2 separate regions of the Homo sapiens genome follow, and region 2 is linked to region 1. A link is a loop called in an ENCODE intact Hi-C map of the cell type or tissue named here. Cell type or tissue: MCF 10A. All regions are shown on one strand.

The links. Peaks named below come from ENCODE experiments on the same cell type or tissue, not always from the same donor. Only the 100,000 strongest peaks of a DNase experiment are listed, where the experiment ranks them.
Region 2: it touches region 1 in a loop (5-fold over the local background); 3 of 110 quality-filtered maps call a loop at or near these places.

Annotation. Positions count from the first base shown.
Region 1 is chr2:240,315,938-240,323,937 of GRCh38, reverse strand. No RefSeq gene overlaps it. Among named protein-coding and RNA genes, the nearest start is that of GPC1, 120 kb to the left of the region's middle. In MCF 10A, no CTCF peak of the experiment used is centred here; DNase peaks (open chromatin) are centred at 1,277 and 3,587.
Region 2 is chr2:240,228,295-240,236,294 of GRCh38, reverse strand. No RefSeq gene overlaps it. Among named protein-coding and RNA genes, the nearest start is that of OTOS, 92 kb to the right of the region's middle. RefSeq lists enhancers at 1-172, 301-801, 2,048-2,589 and silencers at 2,532-2,581, 2,932-3,141. In MCF 10A, a CTCF peak has its summit at 3,231 (motif pointing left); DNase peaks (open chromatin) are centred at 2,544, 2,754 and 3,184.

The DNA.
Region 1 (8,000 bases):
CTGCCCTCTGCTTCCCGAATTCCCTCGCAAAGGCCATTCTCCAAAGCATCCCCACAGGCCTCCCGCACAGAAACACCCAAGCCGGGATCACCGCCCAGGCACAGCGGCAGGGGAGGATTCAGCCAACCTTGTCCCATCCCGGCCCCTTCCCCTCCTTGCAGAGTGATCATATCAACCTTTCCTCTGTCAGCCTTTGCAGCCTGGTTTCTTCCTCCCAGGTTTTTACTGAAACGCTAAAAATGAGCAAAGATTTCCGTGAATGTCAGTCCTCTAAGAGGCACGTCTGCGTTATTTCTGCTGCCTTCGCTTTGGGCAGTGACTGGCTCTCGCTGACAGTGGTTCTCCCAGACTCCTTTTCCTCCACCTCCTCATTCCTTTCCGGATTCACTCTCACTTCTTCAAGGCAGAAAATGGTTACGTGCTGTTCTGTGACCAAAACTAAGTCCTTTTAATTAGTATGTTTATGTATTTCTAAATTTGGAAATAAATTAAACGGTTATTTCTGGGGATTCAGTCCTTATTAGTCCCAGAAGAACCGGGAAGTGCACAGCTTTCTGTTTTGCCTGGAACGTCCACTCTGTGTTTCTCCTTGTGCCGGGCACGGTTTGCTCTCTCCCAGGCCGCAGCGCTCTTCCAGATGCCCCTGCAGCCCAGCGCTCTCAGCCGCCCCTTCCAGCCCAAGTCCCTCCTCGGCACGTCGGGTCTGATGGCGGTGGCGGAGCCTGGACTCCCGGCGGGGCCTCCACTGCCCTCCGGTAGGGAGGGGCGGGCCGACTTGGGGCTTATTGGATGCCCCGTCATTTCGTCTCCCGGAGTCCTCTTGTTTCACCGCAGCAGGTGCATGTGTAACGTTTTGGAAGGCACCTGGGCAGTCCTGGCACGCCTTTATTTTCCCCATCCTTGACGGGCAACGTGGCTCAGCCCAGAATGTTAGACTGTAACTTCTCTTTCTTCACTCTGAGCACGTGGATCTTTGTGGGGGCGTCGGGCGCTGCTGCACAGGGAGCTGGGCTGTCCGTCCATCCTCGCGCTCCGGGCCCTCGGCTCCCTCCTGCCTCCAGCCTGCTTGGCCACCTTGCCATGTCTGAGCTTCCCCGGTGTCCTGCTGAGGGGTCAGACTCTGCCGCCACGTTTCCCCTGAGCCATCGCGGGCCCAGCCTCCTCCTTCCACAGCTGACTGAGATCTCGAGTCTGTGAAGGTCTCCTCCCAGTCTGTGTGGATGAACAACCCTTCCACCGTCCTCCCAGCTGGGGCCCGAGGTGGAGAGCAGCCAAGCGCAGATGCCCATTGCGCCATCATTAGCTGGAAGTCACGGCTGCTCAGGAGAGCCTGCAAAGCACACGCTTGCTCTGACTCTCCATCAAGGACTTGTACTGCGTGGCCATTTGATGAACAAACTGACCAAACACCAGGACTTCCCAAGGTCCTGGCTGAGGACAGCGCCCCGGGAACTCTGAAGACAGGACCCGACCACCTAAGAGGTTTTCAAGGATGCTTCAAAACCCGTGGTGTCCTGGGTGCTCCCTCTCACCTGTCACAGGCAGGGGTCCGGGCTGAGGTCCCTTTGCCCTTCTTTTGACACTGGTGATACCCAGGCCATAAAACCGAGCTTTGCAAACCGCTGGGTGTCTGGAACACATAGATGCAGGCCTCACATGCAGTGAGTTATTGCAGCCTCCAGGGAAGGCTCTTCACCGAGGGGGATCTCTCTGCTGCTGTCTGATGCTCCAAGCATTACAGACCTGCACACATACAGCCCTGGATGGTCCTGGACCAATGTTTGCTGCCTCTGGTGCTTTCCTGACACTGACTTATTTTTATTTTATTTTATTTTATTTTATTTTATTATTTTATTATTTTATTTTGAGACAAAGTCTTGCTCTTGTTCCCCAGGCTGCAGTGCAGTGGTGCAATCTCAGCTCACTGCAACCTCTGCCTCCTGTGTTCAAGTGATTCTCCTGCCTCAGCCTCCTGAGTAGCTGGGATTACAGGTGCCTGCCACCACACTCAGCTAATTTTTGTATTTTTAGTAGAGACGGGGTTTCACTATGTTGGCCAGGCTGGTCTCGAACTCCAGACATCAGGGGATCTGCCCGCCTCAGCCTCCCAAAGTGCTGGGATTACAGGCATGAGCCACTGCATCCAGCCTGATTTTTTAAAAACTGATTTCTAAGAAGCAAGGAGGAGGCATCCCTGCTTCATGGTGGCAATGGGAATGGAGCAGCTGGGTCTCTGGTTGGTGACTGCAGGCTTGGGTCAGAGGTGACCTCTCTCTGCATCTGTGTATACCCCCCTTTCTCTCTGCATATATATATATATATATATATATATATATATATATATATATATATATATATATAAATGTGTGTACAAGTAAGGCACATGTACATCCTCCTGGCGAAAATTTAAGTAGAGAAAAACCTGCCGTTGAAGTGACAGCCTTCCTCCACCTCTTCTGGGTCCATCCCATCCACCTCTCAGAGGCGACCGCGTCACCACCGGGGGTGTCCTTTTGGCCATGACCCGTGCAGGCGTGTGTGTCGCTAGACAAGTAGACGTATATATTTGTGGCATTTTTAATACACAGAATCACCTGGTGAGAACTGGCTTACAACTTGCTTTTTCACTTAGCAATATGTTTGGAGGTTTCCCATTTAACCATTCCTTCTTGATGGGCATTTGGGCTGTTTCTATTTTTTCACAATGACTGACAATGCTGTAATAAACATTTTTGGACACGCTTTCTTTAACATATGGGAGCCTGTCTGCTGGAAATATTGTTAGATGTGGAATTTCTGGGATAAACTGGCAGCCTCCATCCCACCCCTCATTCCCGGCACGAACACTGATTCAAAACACTAAATTTGCCAAGTGAAAGATCTCATTGGGAAATGGCCCAGTGGAGGGACTAGCGAAGTGCTTCCTGGCAGCGCCCACATGTTGGGCAGCTTCTGACAGTGCAGAGTGGTCACCCTTCTGTGTTCCATGGACCGACGTGGGACAAGGCAGACTGTGTCCCCACAGAAAGGATCCCACCGTGTGGAACGCTGTGGCATCTTCTGTGTCACAGGACTGCAGGCCCCTGGGGGTGGCAGTGCTGGGGTAGGGGCAGGCACCAGCATGCTCTCCTTGGACTTCTGTGCCTAGTCTTGGACAGGGGTCTTGGATGGAGGGCTACAGTGATGTGCCAGACCACAGAGTGGTTTGCGAAGCTGAGGCTGACCAGCCCGGCTGGGTGCCAGCGGCTCCAACCCCCTTGGAGGCCGGACTGCTGGCTCTGATGGGGCACCTGACTGTGTGACAGCAGCGAGGGAGGGGAAGTGCATGTCCCCAAGAGTCCAGACGGTCCAGAGACAATGAAAATGCTTTATAGAGAAGTAACCAAGTCTTTGCATGTCAGCAGGGGCTTTGTGGAGCTAGAGAAAGGGCTTGTTAACGCCCTCGCTCTGAGTCAGCAAGGCTTCCCGGAAGGTGTGTTCAGCACCAGGATGACCCGGCAGACCCCTGCGGCCACTGCTTCACTGCTTTGCCTCCATCCCTGCTGCTCCCACCCACGTCCTTCCCAGCACGCTCCAGCTTGCTCGCTTCATGGAGAACTTTCCCACGGCTCCCACCCACGGAAACGTTTCCTGCCCTCCCGCTGGGGCCCTCAGACGCTGACTCAGCCTAGATGAGGGCAAGGGCAGCCCGGGTGGTACATCGGCCCCCAAGTCCCAGGTCTGCCTCTTCAGCCCACGGGCCCCTGCCACAGTGGAGCCACCAAGCCAGTCCTCCCCTCCCACAGCTGAGACGCCAGGTGTTCCGGACGCTGGGAGGAGGCAGAGGCGAGGCTCTCCCAGGACGGAGTCTGGGCCCTTCTCAGGCCTGTAGGGAGACACCACTCCAGGTCACATTAGAGAGTCCTTGATCTGGTTCAGGACGTTCTGCAGTGAGGAGCTAGAGGACAGCACACTCCATGTGGTGGGGGCACGCGTGCCAGAGCTGCCTGGAACAAGCAGGTTTAGCAGCATCCTGCAATTTGTTCCAGAGCCCTCTGAGCTGGCTGAATGCTCCAGAAACCTGGTACACAGCTTCTGGCTGCCCCTCCCTGGGCCACCACTAACTCTTCGATTTGTCGTTACAAAGTCAGCACAAACCTACGGACAGCTGGGCCTCCATTAACCAGGAAGACACAGTCCAGGGTTGGGCTGTGCTGCTAGAAACATTATAAGGAGGTTCAGATGAGATGAGAGGCTGGGAAAGGCATCCAGAACAGAGCTCCCTGTTTCCAGATAACCTCAGGGGACAGGACCCACGTCAATTCCTTTAACAAGCAGTCCTTGGATACTAACTGTGCAAGGATCTGGGATGATGGATGTGGGTTTGTTTGATTCAGCAAATGTTCACTGAATGCCTATTATGTATGTGGCTTTGTGCTGGGGACATGGAGATGACCCAGATCTAGCCCTTGTTCTCGAGCTCACGATCTGGTTGGGGAGAACCAGGGCAGGGCCTAGGGTAAGGCAGGCGGGGTGCCTGGGGTGCAGAACTCAGGGAGGCACTTGCTTCCCGGGCTGAGCCTGCACTTGCACAAACCTGGGAGTGAACGCTTTAACTTTCGGGGCATCTCACTTGCCTTATCCTAGTCCTGCTGTCAAGCAGAACCATGGTCAATGAGTGGATGGATGGATGAAGATCTGGATGGATGAATGAAAGCTTGAAAACCACCTACGACCTGGCTAGATTGGGCCACTGTGTTTCCATAACCTTCCCTTCCTCCAGACTCACCCTCCTCCAGCCTCACCCCTCCTCCAGCCTCATTCCCTCTTCCAGTCTCACCCCCTCCTCCAGCCTCACCCCTCCTCCAGCCTCGCCCCCTCCTCCAGCTTCACCCCCTCCTCCTGCCTCACCCTCTTCATGGTACCTGCCACACAGCATCACGAACTGAGGACTCTTCCCATTGTCCCATGAAGTCTCTTGATTCTGACTGGTAGGCATGGAAACTATTCCCAACCCTCTGTGAGCTCTGGTGATTGTTCAGCCTGCTGCTTTCTGGTGGTTCTTTTTCAGGAATCAAGCCCCACACATGCAGAATCAGTGCTCAGTACTTCCCTGAGTTTCTCTCTCCACGAAGTGCCCCACTGCCCAGTACTCGGTCAGTGCTCAGTACTTCCCCGAGTTTCTCTCTCCACCAAGTGCCCCACTCCCCAGTACTCGGTCAGTGCTCAGTACTTCCCCGAGTTTCTCTCTCCACCAAGTGCCCCACTGCCCAGTACTCGGTCAGTGCTCAGTACTTCCCCAAGTTTCTCTCTCCACCAAGTGCCCCACTCCCCAGTACTCGGTCAGTGCTCAGTACTTCCCCGAGTTTCTCTCTCCACCAAGTTCCCCACTCCCCAGTAGTCAGTCAAGTGCATTCTCGGTGTCTTTGCCTCTCCAAACTCCATTCTTGGTTTTTCTGTTTTTTCCCTGCTTATTGAAACAACTAGGAAGTGTTTGGATCCGTCTTCCCTGCACTGCAGCCTGTCCAGTGTCTGAAATACATTTTCGATGTTCCTATGTTACAGGTTTGCATAAAGGCAATTCTATAGCAGTTTTTTAAGTTTTCAAACATATTTGATACATGATCACATTTGTTCCTTACAATAATCAGTGATATTCATAATTCAAGTAATACACGTGACACGGTTTGGATCTGCGTCCCCATCAAACCTCATGTTGAATTTTAATCCCCAGTGTTGGAGGTGGGGCCTGGCGAGAGGTGACTGGGTCTTGGTGGAAGAGTTCTCACGAATGCTTTAGCACCATCCTCCATTGGTACCATAGGGTGAATGAGTTCTCATGAGATCTGCTTGTTTTAAAAGTGTGTATCACCCCCTCTCAGCCCCTTGCTCCTGCCGTGCGAGATGCCTGCTCCCTCTTTACCTTCCACCATGAATAAAAGTTCCCTGAGGCACCCCCGAGAAGAAGCCACCATGCTTCCTGTACAGCCTGCAGAACTGTGAGCCAACTAAACTGCTTTTCTTTATAAATTACCCAGTCTCAGGTATTTCTTTATAGCAATGCTAGAATGGACTAATATAATACCATTTGACAAATGAGGAAAATGCTAGAATATTTAAGTGAGTTAAAAAAACTTTTTTTTTTTGAGATGGAGTATCGCTCTGTCACCCAGGCTGGAGTGCAGTGGCGCAATCTCGGCTCACTGCAAGCTCCGCCTCCCGGGTTCACGCCATTCTCCTGCCTCAGCCTCCCGAGTAGCTGGGACTGCAGGCGCCCGCCACCACGCCCAGCTAATTTTTTTGTATTTTTAGTAGAGACGGGGTTTCACCGTGTTAGCCAGGGAGGTCTTGATCTCCTGACCTCGTGATCCACCCGCCTCGGCCTCCCAAAGTGCTGGGATTACAGGTGTGAGCCACCGCGCCCGGCCTAAGCGTGTTAAAAAAACTTTAACAACATTCTTCTACTTAATAATAGCTACATTGAAATACAATTTGTATTCCATAAAATTCACTGTGTTGAAGCATACAACGCACTGGTGTTCAGCATAGGCACAGAGGTGTGCAGCCACCACTACCATGTAATTTTAGAAAACTTCATTACCCGCAAAAGAAACCTTCCACCCATCAGCAATCACTCCTCATTTCTTCCTCCCTCCAACTCCGGCAGCCGCTAGGCTACTCTGTCTCCATGGATTGCCTGTTCTGGACACTTCACATAAATGCAGTCATGCAATATGTGGTCTTTTATGTCTGGTTTCTTACACTTGGCATAAAGTTTTCTAGGTCTGTCCATGTTGGAACCTGTATTAGAGCTTCCATCCCTTTATGGCTGAATAATATACCTCTATGTGGCTAGACTACACTTTGTTTACCCATTGGTCAGCTGATGGATATTTCGGTTGTTTCTATATTTTGGATATTACGAATAATGCTGCCATGAGAATTGTGTACAAATATTGTGTGAACATATATGTTCATTTCTCATGGGTAGATACTTAGGAATGAAATCACTGGGTAGTATGCTAACTCCATGTTTAACCTTTTGAGGAATTGCCAAACTTTTCCAAAGAGGCTGACCAATTCTCCAGTCCCACCAGCAATGTATGTGGCACCCAATTTCCCCAGATCATTATCAGTGTTCATTATTGTCGGTGTTTTTGTTTGTTTCTTTCTGCTTTTGTTTTAAAAGTTATAGCTATCTTGGCAGGTGTGAGGTGGTGTCTCATTGGGGTTTGCCTGATGAATAATGATTTTGAATATATTTTCATATATGGTTATTGGCCATGTGTAAATCTTCTTTAGATTGATGTCTATTCAAATTTTTACTCATTTTTGTAGTTGGATATTTTGTCTTTGGATTATTTAATCGTAAGAGTTCTTTACATATTCTGGATACAAGTCCTTCATCAGGTATATATAATTTGGAAGTATTTTCTCCCACTCTGTTGGTCTCTTCAGTTTTTTGATGATATCCTGTGCCTCACACAGGTTTCCATTTTGATGAAGTCCAGTGTACCTATTTTTTTCCTTTGTGGTCTGTACTTTTCATGTCATATCTAAGAATCCATTTCCTAACCTAATGTCATAAAAATTTATCCCTATGCTTTCTTTTAGGATTGTTGTAGTTTTGGCTCTTACATTTAGGTCTATGTTCCACTTTGAGTTAACTTTTGTATATAATGTGAGGTAGGGGTCCAACTTCATTCTTTTGCATATGGATGTCCAGTTGTCCTGCACAAATTTGTTGAGAAGACAATTATTTCCCAATTACATTGTCTTGGTATCTTTGTCGAAAATCAACTGACCATAAATTTAAGGGTTTATTTCTGAACTTTCAGTTATATCCCATTGATCTGTATGTCTATCATTATGCCTTCATTAGTATAGCTTTGAAATATTGCAGCTATATAACTTCAGCTATATATTGAAATTGAGAAGTGTGAGTCCTCCAAATTTGTTCTTTTTCAAAATTGTTTTAGCTATTATTGGTCCCTTGCATGTCCATATGAATTGTAGAATCA
Region 2 (8,000 bases), 88 kb after region 1:
GGGGCCAAGGAGCTTGGTTGTGTACCACCCGTGGTGGTGGGGGTTCTGGGCCTGAGGGTTCTGGGCTGGGAGTCACCCCACAGAGCTGATTCAGGGTCACAGTGCACCCAAAGGATGAGGGAGGGGAGCTGGAGGGAGAAGGTTCCGGGTGGCCACTCCCCTGAGCATGCATGGGGAGAAACTGTCCCATTGCTCAGCTAAGCTGACATGGTACTCCTTCCATTGTGAGCATGGAAGAAGGTGACTCGGTTCCAGAAGAAGCCATAGTGTCTTCCCATCACTGCAGCTGTGGCCAGGATCCCCAGGCAGCGAGGTGCCCAGCACTGCTCAAACTGCTGAGTACACCCCAGGTGACGCGTTGATAGAAGAGCCTGCACCTCACTCTGCGGAAAACTCAGCTCTCACCTGTGCTAACAATTTCAATGCAATGCGTTTCCTTTGCGATTCTATGCATTTTATTTTATGCACCTAAAAACATTATTCTGATGAGGGGTCCCTAACTTTCACTACCTGCCATGGGGCCTCGGTGCACAGGAGGTTAAGAATGCCTGGCTCAGGTATTGACCGGGCTCGGGGACCGAGAGCTCCTCGGGGACAGAGGGAGAATCAGAGGAAGAGTTGAGACCTGCCCAGACACAGGGCGGCCTCGGGTGGCGGCCACACCCTCGCCCCAACCCGGATCAGTTGCCCAGTCACCCAGCAGCAGGGCCTGTTTTTAGACCTGCTCCCAGGCAGGTTGCAGCTGGGGCCAGACAGGTACGGTGACCTTGTGAGGGGGTCACAGCACGCTCATAGGGGTCCACTGCAAGGAGAAGTGCAGTCCTTGGCCTGGGCCGGTGGGGTGACAGCAGCAGGGGCTCCAGGACTGGGGGTGGCCTGTTGAACCCCAGGTAGGTGTTCTGTCACCCCTGAGCCCTCACCTGTCCTCCCAAAGCTGGCCCTCAAGAACCAGCCTTCGAGGGCATGTGCCTGGGTCACGGGGTGTAGTCTCCACACTGACATGTAACCCAGCACCTGGGGCTCAGGAGGGTGCATGAGAAATGCCAGGAAGCCGGGGTCTGCAGCCCAAGGCCATGATGAAATCTCCTCACTGCTGCATATAGAGCCGCAGCCCAGCCATGCCCCACAAGCCCATTCTTCTCCCTCCTTTTAGGTCTTGCAGTGCTCTGCAGCTGGCCAGGACGCACAGGTGAGCTCACAGCTCACGGAAACCCTGAAAGCTAAGGCAACCTGGGGAAAGAAGTTACCAAGATTTCCTTTGTACCTTAGGGAATCCAAAAGCATTCTGTGTTCAGTGTTGGTGTCCAGGGTGATTTGGGGGATTTGGTGGCCATTTCCTGGGGTAGTGAGGGACATGCAAGAGCAATGATACGTGGACCTGCCATTCAGGGTGCAGAGATCCTGCAGAGGTCAGCTGGGAGCACCACCCCCAGAGGCCTGTGTCTGTGTGTGATCACGTCAGGCTGGGCACATTCCGTAATAACCAGCACCTCACTCATTTCCCACGGCTCATGGCTTGCAGGATTTTGCTCTCTTGACCTCTCCTCTTCCGATCCAGAGCTTAACATCCCAGGGCTGGTCATTGTGGTTTCACAGAGTCGGGGGCCAGCCTGAACCTGGAGCCATTTGCTGCAGGTGTGGGTTTTCCTTGGAGGCTGAGCAAGTCCCTGCTTACCCAGGCTTGCACCCTCTTGGAGACGTGAGCTCAAGCTCACAGGCATTGGTAGATGATGGCTCAGCCACTTCCAGACGGTGTGACTTTGGATAGGTCACCAAACTCCTCTGGGGTTCAGCTTCCCCAGCTGTAAATTGAGGCTGTGACAGTGTGTCCCGCATTCCACTGCACTGAGGACCAGGTGAGAGCATCACCAGCACACGTGGGCACCAAGCCTGGCACATGGGGAGCTCTGGTGCAGGCAGCACCTGCCACACTCTGCCCCAACCATGCCTGTGTGACCAGGGCACAACCAGAAGTAGCTGGGCAGGTGCCACCCAGAGTGCTGTGGACACAGTCACCGCTGGGCAGGCGCCCCAGGGTGGGTCCTAACCTTAGCCAGCAAGTGGGTGCCACAGGCCCAGGGAGAGCAACGCGGGGACAGCCCTCGTGTCAAAAAACCTGGGATGGTGTAAGACTCCGAATTGTTGTCCTGTCTGAAGAATGTTCCGTTATTTCTCACAACCTGTTTCCTCCCTGGCCACTGAACAGAGGTTTACTTTCCTTTAGGACTTGATCTGTGACCACAGTGCCCCGCTGTTAAGGTGACCAATGCAAACTGCAGAAGGGTGCCCCTTCCCCCCCAGAAACATCAGGTGCGTCCCAGGTCCTGCGGCACCCCCCGAGGAGGGAGGTGCTGAGGGCGGGGCTGCAGCCACGGAGTTGGAGGGGGGGACTGTGGGTGGGGCTGGAGGATCAGGGTGCTGTGGGCGGGGCCAGAGGAAAGAGGCACTGTGGATGGGGCGGGAGGGGCGAGGCACTGTGGGCAGGGCCGGAGGAGGGAGGTGCTGTGGGCGGGGTTGGAGGGGTAGATGCTGTGGGCAGGGTCGGAGGAGGGAGTGCTGTGGGAGGAGCTGGAGGGGGAGGCACTGTGGGTGGGCCAGAGGGGGGAGACACTGTGGGCGGGGTCAGAGGAGGGGGGTATTATGGGCAGGGCTGGAGGCGGGAGGTGCTGTGGGCGGGGTCTGAGGTGGAGGTGCTGTGGGTGGGGCTGGAGGGGGAGGTGTTGTGGGCAGGGCTGTGGGGAGGTGCTGTGGGGCTGTGGGCGGGGCTTGAGGGGAGAGCTGCAGCCGGGGAGGAGGGAGGTGCTGTGGGTGGGGTTGAAGTGGGGGAGGTGCTGTGGGCGGGGCCGGAGAAGGGAGGCGCCGTGGGTGGGGCTGGAGAGGGGAGGTGCTGTGGGCGGGGCTGGAGGTGGAGGTGCTGTGGGCGGGGCTGGACCAGAGAGGTGCTGTGGGCGGGGCCGCAGCCAGGCTTATGCTTCCCTGCTGCAGGGGTGCGCTGATGGGATGGGGGCGTCTCACCCCAGGTGGGGGAGGCCTGAGCTCGCATCATCCGGCTGCAGACCCCTGGGTGCCCCCTTGTGCCAGGTCCGTCAGGGGCACAGGCCCGGCAGCACGCTGACTGGGCGCCGGGCAGGCCCGGCCGGCAGGGAGGGCTCCAAAGGCTGATCCTGCCTGTATTTTAAGGCCTGAGTTTCAGAGCGGCCTCCGGGCCCTTTGCTGAGCTCCAGCGCCCCCTGGTGTCGGCGAGGCGGGTGAGGGAGACGCGCCTTTGGGTCTCGGGCCTGCCCTCCAGCAGCCCACACACACCCCAGGACCTGGAGGCCTCCACCAGCCCCACCCTGGGGAGGACATTGAGAACCTGGAACAAGGTCTATTTGGGTCTGAAATACAGAAATGTAAGAACGCTGGAGAAGCTGGGGTCTCCTCCGGGAGAAGCCAGGCCTCGGGAGCCCGCTGCTGGGAGCCCTGGGGGCAGAGCCGGCCGCAGAGCCTTCCGCACAGACCCGTCCTTCCTAGGAGGCTGGGAGCTGGCATTTTGGCTTTGGCTCAGAATTGCCCGCTGTGCCACGAGGGCGAAGTCCAGCCCAGCAGGGGGAGGGCTGCTGCCCAAAGAGAGGGACTGATGTGGTTCTCCTGGGCCTGCTAGTGTCGGATGCTCCTCCAGGGACTGTTCTCAAGGCCCAGGTGCATGTGGGGAAATCGGGCTGTCTGGAAGAAAGAGTGGAAGCCGCTCGCTAGAGACACGCCTCTGTGATTCTCCCAGAAAGTGTCCTGTCGGAGGCTCAGGACTTCCTAGTGAAGCAGCTAGGACAAGCTGGGCATATTGAAAGTCACGGGGACATAAACCTGCAGGCCTGGGTATGGCCATTGGGTATACGTTAAATTCTGTGGCACCCAGTCTAGTACAACAGCTTCCGTTTCAGGACAGACAAGGTCACCCTGTGGGACCACCCTTAGCTGGAGCACCAGTTCCCTTCGCAGCCTCCTGATGAGAAGTGATCTCTGAACAGAAGGTGCAGGGCAGAGCTGCGGGCGTGCAGGGCCCTTCTCCCAGTCTGTTCCCGTCGATTCCTTGCTGCTCACACTCAAGGGTCTGCGCCCAGCCTGAAGGCGCTGCCTGCCGCGGTCCCTCCTGGTCATCTGTCTTTGTAGATTTGCAGAACAACATAGCCTCACCTGTGGGAGAGGCTTCCCAAGCTTCACCTTCACTCAGCACTGTTGCGCAGTCCCCAGGCAGGTGGCACCTGAGAGAGGGTTCCAGGCTTGGCCACTGGAGGGTCCCAAAGGTGGCTGGTTCCTGGCCCCAACAAAGCCGACTCCCTGGGAGACAGATGAGTCCCTCCAGGGTGGTACTGTTGGTCTGTTTTGGTCAGTGACGTGCTCAGCTCCAGGGCCATGCCTGGCACAGGGAAGGTGCGTCTTCAGTACTGGGTGATGTTGGACGAACGCCTGCTTCCCTTTTTTTTTCAAACTGAGGTCTGCAACCCAGATGCCCTTGGCTACTTACTGACTGCTCCATCTGAGCAAGTGGCACAGTGCCACTCATCTGCATAGGTGAGCGGGGACTGGTGGGTCTGCTGCTGGCTGGACAGAATGTCTGGGAGGGGCTTTGAGCATCCTGACCACCTCTGCTCTCAATCAGGCTTGGAAGGCAGCGTGTAATTAGGTCACATGGAGCCTCCAAGGACCAGACACTGGGGAAACCATAGCTCTCTGTCTTGTGCGTTTCTGGGTGCCAAAGCCATTACCTCCTGCTTTTGGAGGTCCCGTTGCCAGTTGCCAGGGTGAGAGGCAGGATGGGTTCATGACTCATGGCATCGACATCCTCCGGCCTGTTAAATCTTTTTGTTGTTGTTGTTGTTTTTTGAGATAGAGTCTCGCTTTGTCGCCCAGGCTGGAGTGCAATGGCACGATCTCGGCTCACTGCAAGCTCCGCCTCCTGGGTTCATGCCATCCTCCTGCCTCAGCCTCCTGAGTAGCTGGGACTACAGGCACCTGCCACCAAGCCCGGCTAATTTTTTATATTTTTAGTAGAGACGAGGTTTCATCATGTTGGCCAGGATGGTCTCGATCTCCTGACCTTGTGATCCGCCCACCTTGGCCTCCCAAAGTGCTGGGATAACAGGTGTGAGCCACCGCGCCCGGCCCAGCCTGTTCAATCTTAATGCAGTTGGCAAACACCTGTTTTTAATTTCTGATTTTTAAGGGCCATTTCCCTGGAGTTCACTGTTAGGTATAATGTGGGGTGTTATGTTAAGGGATATTCATCATATTAAAACATAGTCTCTCTGCACCGTGACTTTTATTCTTCCAGTAAGTAGTAGGTGTCTATTTTTACTAAAAGCTTTTCTAGCGTCAGAGCCAGGGAGGTTTCCGTGGAGGTCCAGCCAACCCAGTTGGGGCCAGTTCCTTTGGTGGACACCCCTGCCCTTCCCCCTGGTGGAAGATCTGCTGACCCCTTAGCCAGTCCCTGGACCCCCAGCAGAGCTGGGCCTACTGCTTGGCTTCCTTCCATGCAGCCCTGGATGTCCCAGGGATGCAGTTTCGGTGGAAAACACACTGCCTTCCCTGCAGTTCATCCCCTGCTCCTGCTATACCGAAGCCCGTTTTTCACTCCACAGAATTCAGAATGGGGAAGACCTTCCCTGCCCCCAGGCCCCTTCCCTTCTTCACTTCTTCACAGTTGAATGAAGCCAGCTGTTTCCTTGCAGCTAGGGCCATCTGCTAAGACACACTTCCCCCTCCAATCTGTGTGTCACTTTCCCTCCTGAGACCCTGAGAGACATCCTGACCCTCCTAGTCTTCCTCTGTATCTGACTCCTCCTGTCATTCTGAAAGAGGGTGGTGCTCTCCCTGGGAACTCTCAGCACACCAGCCGGACCCCTCCGCTCCAGCAACACTCACTGTTCTGTCATTTCTGCTCTCCCTCCCTGGACCATCGCTGAGGCACCTCTCCCCTCTGCTGGGACCCCCAGCCTCGCTGTTCTCTGGCTGCGTCTTCTGACTGTTCCCTTCCACCATGGCTTTCTTGCAGCCCAGCCTCTTTCCCCATCGTCTTCAACACCCTTGCCAATTTTCCCCTCAAGTCCCCTGGGAACAGTCCATTCTTTATCATTCCAAATGTTTGTCTGAAAAAATATCCGACCCAACCATTGCAGTGGCATCCTGTTGTCATCCTTGCCATTAGCACTGGTACCTTTGAGACTGGTGACAAGCCACACCTCTACTGTCAGGTTGTCACAGGGCCCAGCCTCTCCACCTGCAGCTGCCACCGATACTTCCCACGTTGGCATCCAAGAAATGGGCAGGTGCAATATTCTGGAGAATCAATGTCCCATGCCTGCACCCTCACTGCTAAGGAGTTGAGGAAGCATGCATTTCAGATAGAGATGGAAAGATAGAGAGGAAAAGCTAAAAGAGGGTTAGCGTGGGAGCTGAGCAGATGATTTACAGAGTATGACACATGCAGTTTCACAATCATGTGTCTAGGTGGGGTTTTAGTTTTCTATGTTCTGCTCTGGCTCTCTTGTGCTTCTTGAATCTGAGGATTCATGTTTATCAGTTCTGGAAAATGTGCATGCATTTCCTCTGCTCCAGTGGCCAGCCTCTCTCTCCCTTTGGGACTTTGGTGATTTACGTATTGGTCCTTCTAGCTCTTGCATCATCCCTCTCACTTTATTCTGCCTCCTATCTCTTTATTTTCCCATGCATATTCTGGGTAATTTATTAAATCTATTGCATTCATCTGCTAGGGCTCCTCCAACAAAGTACTACAGATGGGGCAGTTTAAACAACAAAAATTTGTTTTCCCACAGTTCTGGAGGCTGGAAGTCTGAGATCAAGGTATCGGCAGGACTGGTTCCTCTGGGGCCTCTCTCCTTGGCTTGTCTTCTTCCTGTCTTTACATGATCACCTCTCTGTGTGTGTCCCAATCTCCTCTTATTATAAGGGCACTAGTTATATTGGATTAAGGCCCCCCCAAGACCTCACTTTAAATTAATTACTCCTTTAAAGACCCTGTCTCCAAATACATTCACATTCTGAGGTACTGGGGGTAAGACTTCAACATGAATTTTGCGGGAACACACTTCAGCCTAGAATGTCTATTTTCCAGTTCACTAATTCTCTCTTCAGCTGAATCTAATTTGCTTTTTAAGTATTCCACTAAGTTTCAATTATGAATACCCATGTAGTCATTTGTAGAGGTTTGTTTTGGTTCTATTTTGAATAAAATCTTATTTGCCAGGCATGGTGACTCATGCCTGTAAACCCAACACTTTGTGAGTTTGAGGCAGGAGGACTGCTTGAGCCCAGGAGTTCAAGACTAACCTAGGCAACATAGTGAGATCCCATCTGTACAAAAAAAATTTAAAAATTAGCTGGGTGTGATGATGCGTGCCTGTACTCCCAGCTACTTGGGAGGCTGAGGTGGGAGGATCACTTGAGCCTGGGAGGCTGAGGTTGCAGTGAGCCATGATTATACTCCAGCCTGGGCAACAGAGTGAGACCCTGACACACACACACACACACACACACACACACACACACACACACATCTTATTTACACAATCACAATCTGGTTCTCAGAATTTAGATTTCTTCATTTTGAAATGTATCTAACGCTTTCCTTTCTGTTTACTTTCAGGTCGTTTAGATTAAGTGCTGAGAGGTGTAGCTCTTCCTATACCTGGTAAATGCTGACCCCCTGAACCCAATCCCGAAGCCCCCATCCACATGCTATGGGGACCACATTGGGAGCCTGTGGTATGATTTTGCCTTTGTTTATGCCAGACACCTTGGGTTGACCTGAGCTCATGCTCAGCAAAGGGACTAAATGTTAACTTCTTAGCTTAGAATTCCATGTGGTATAAATCTGGATCCCTCATATGCTTAAAGGACAAGCCTGGGGTCTGATTATTTAGGAAAACTTTTTCCACCCAGAATCCATGATGTGCCCCTTCAACGGGTGTCATCCCCTCCCTGAGAGTCAGCCACAGCCAGCA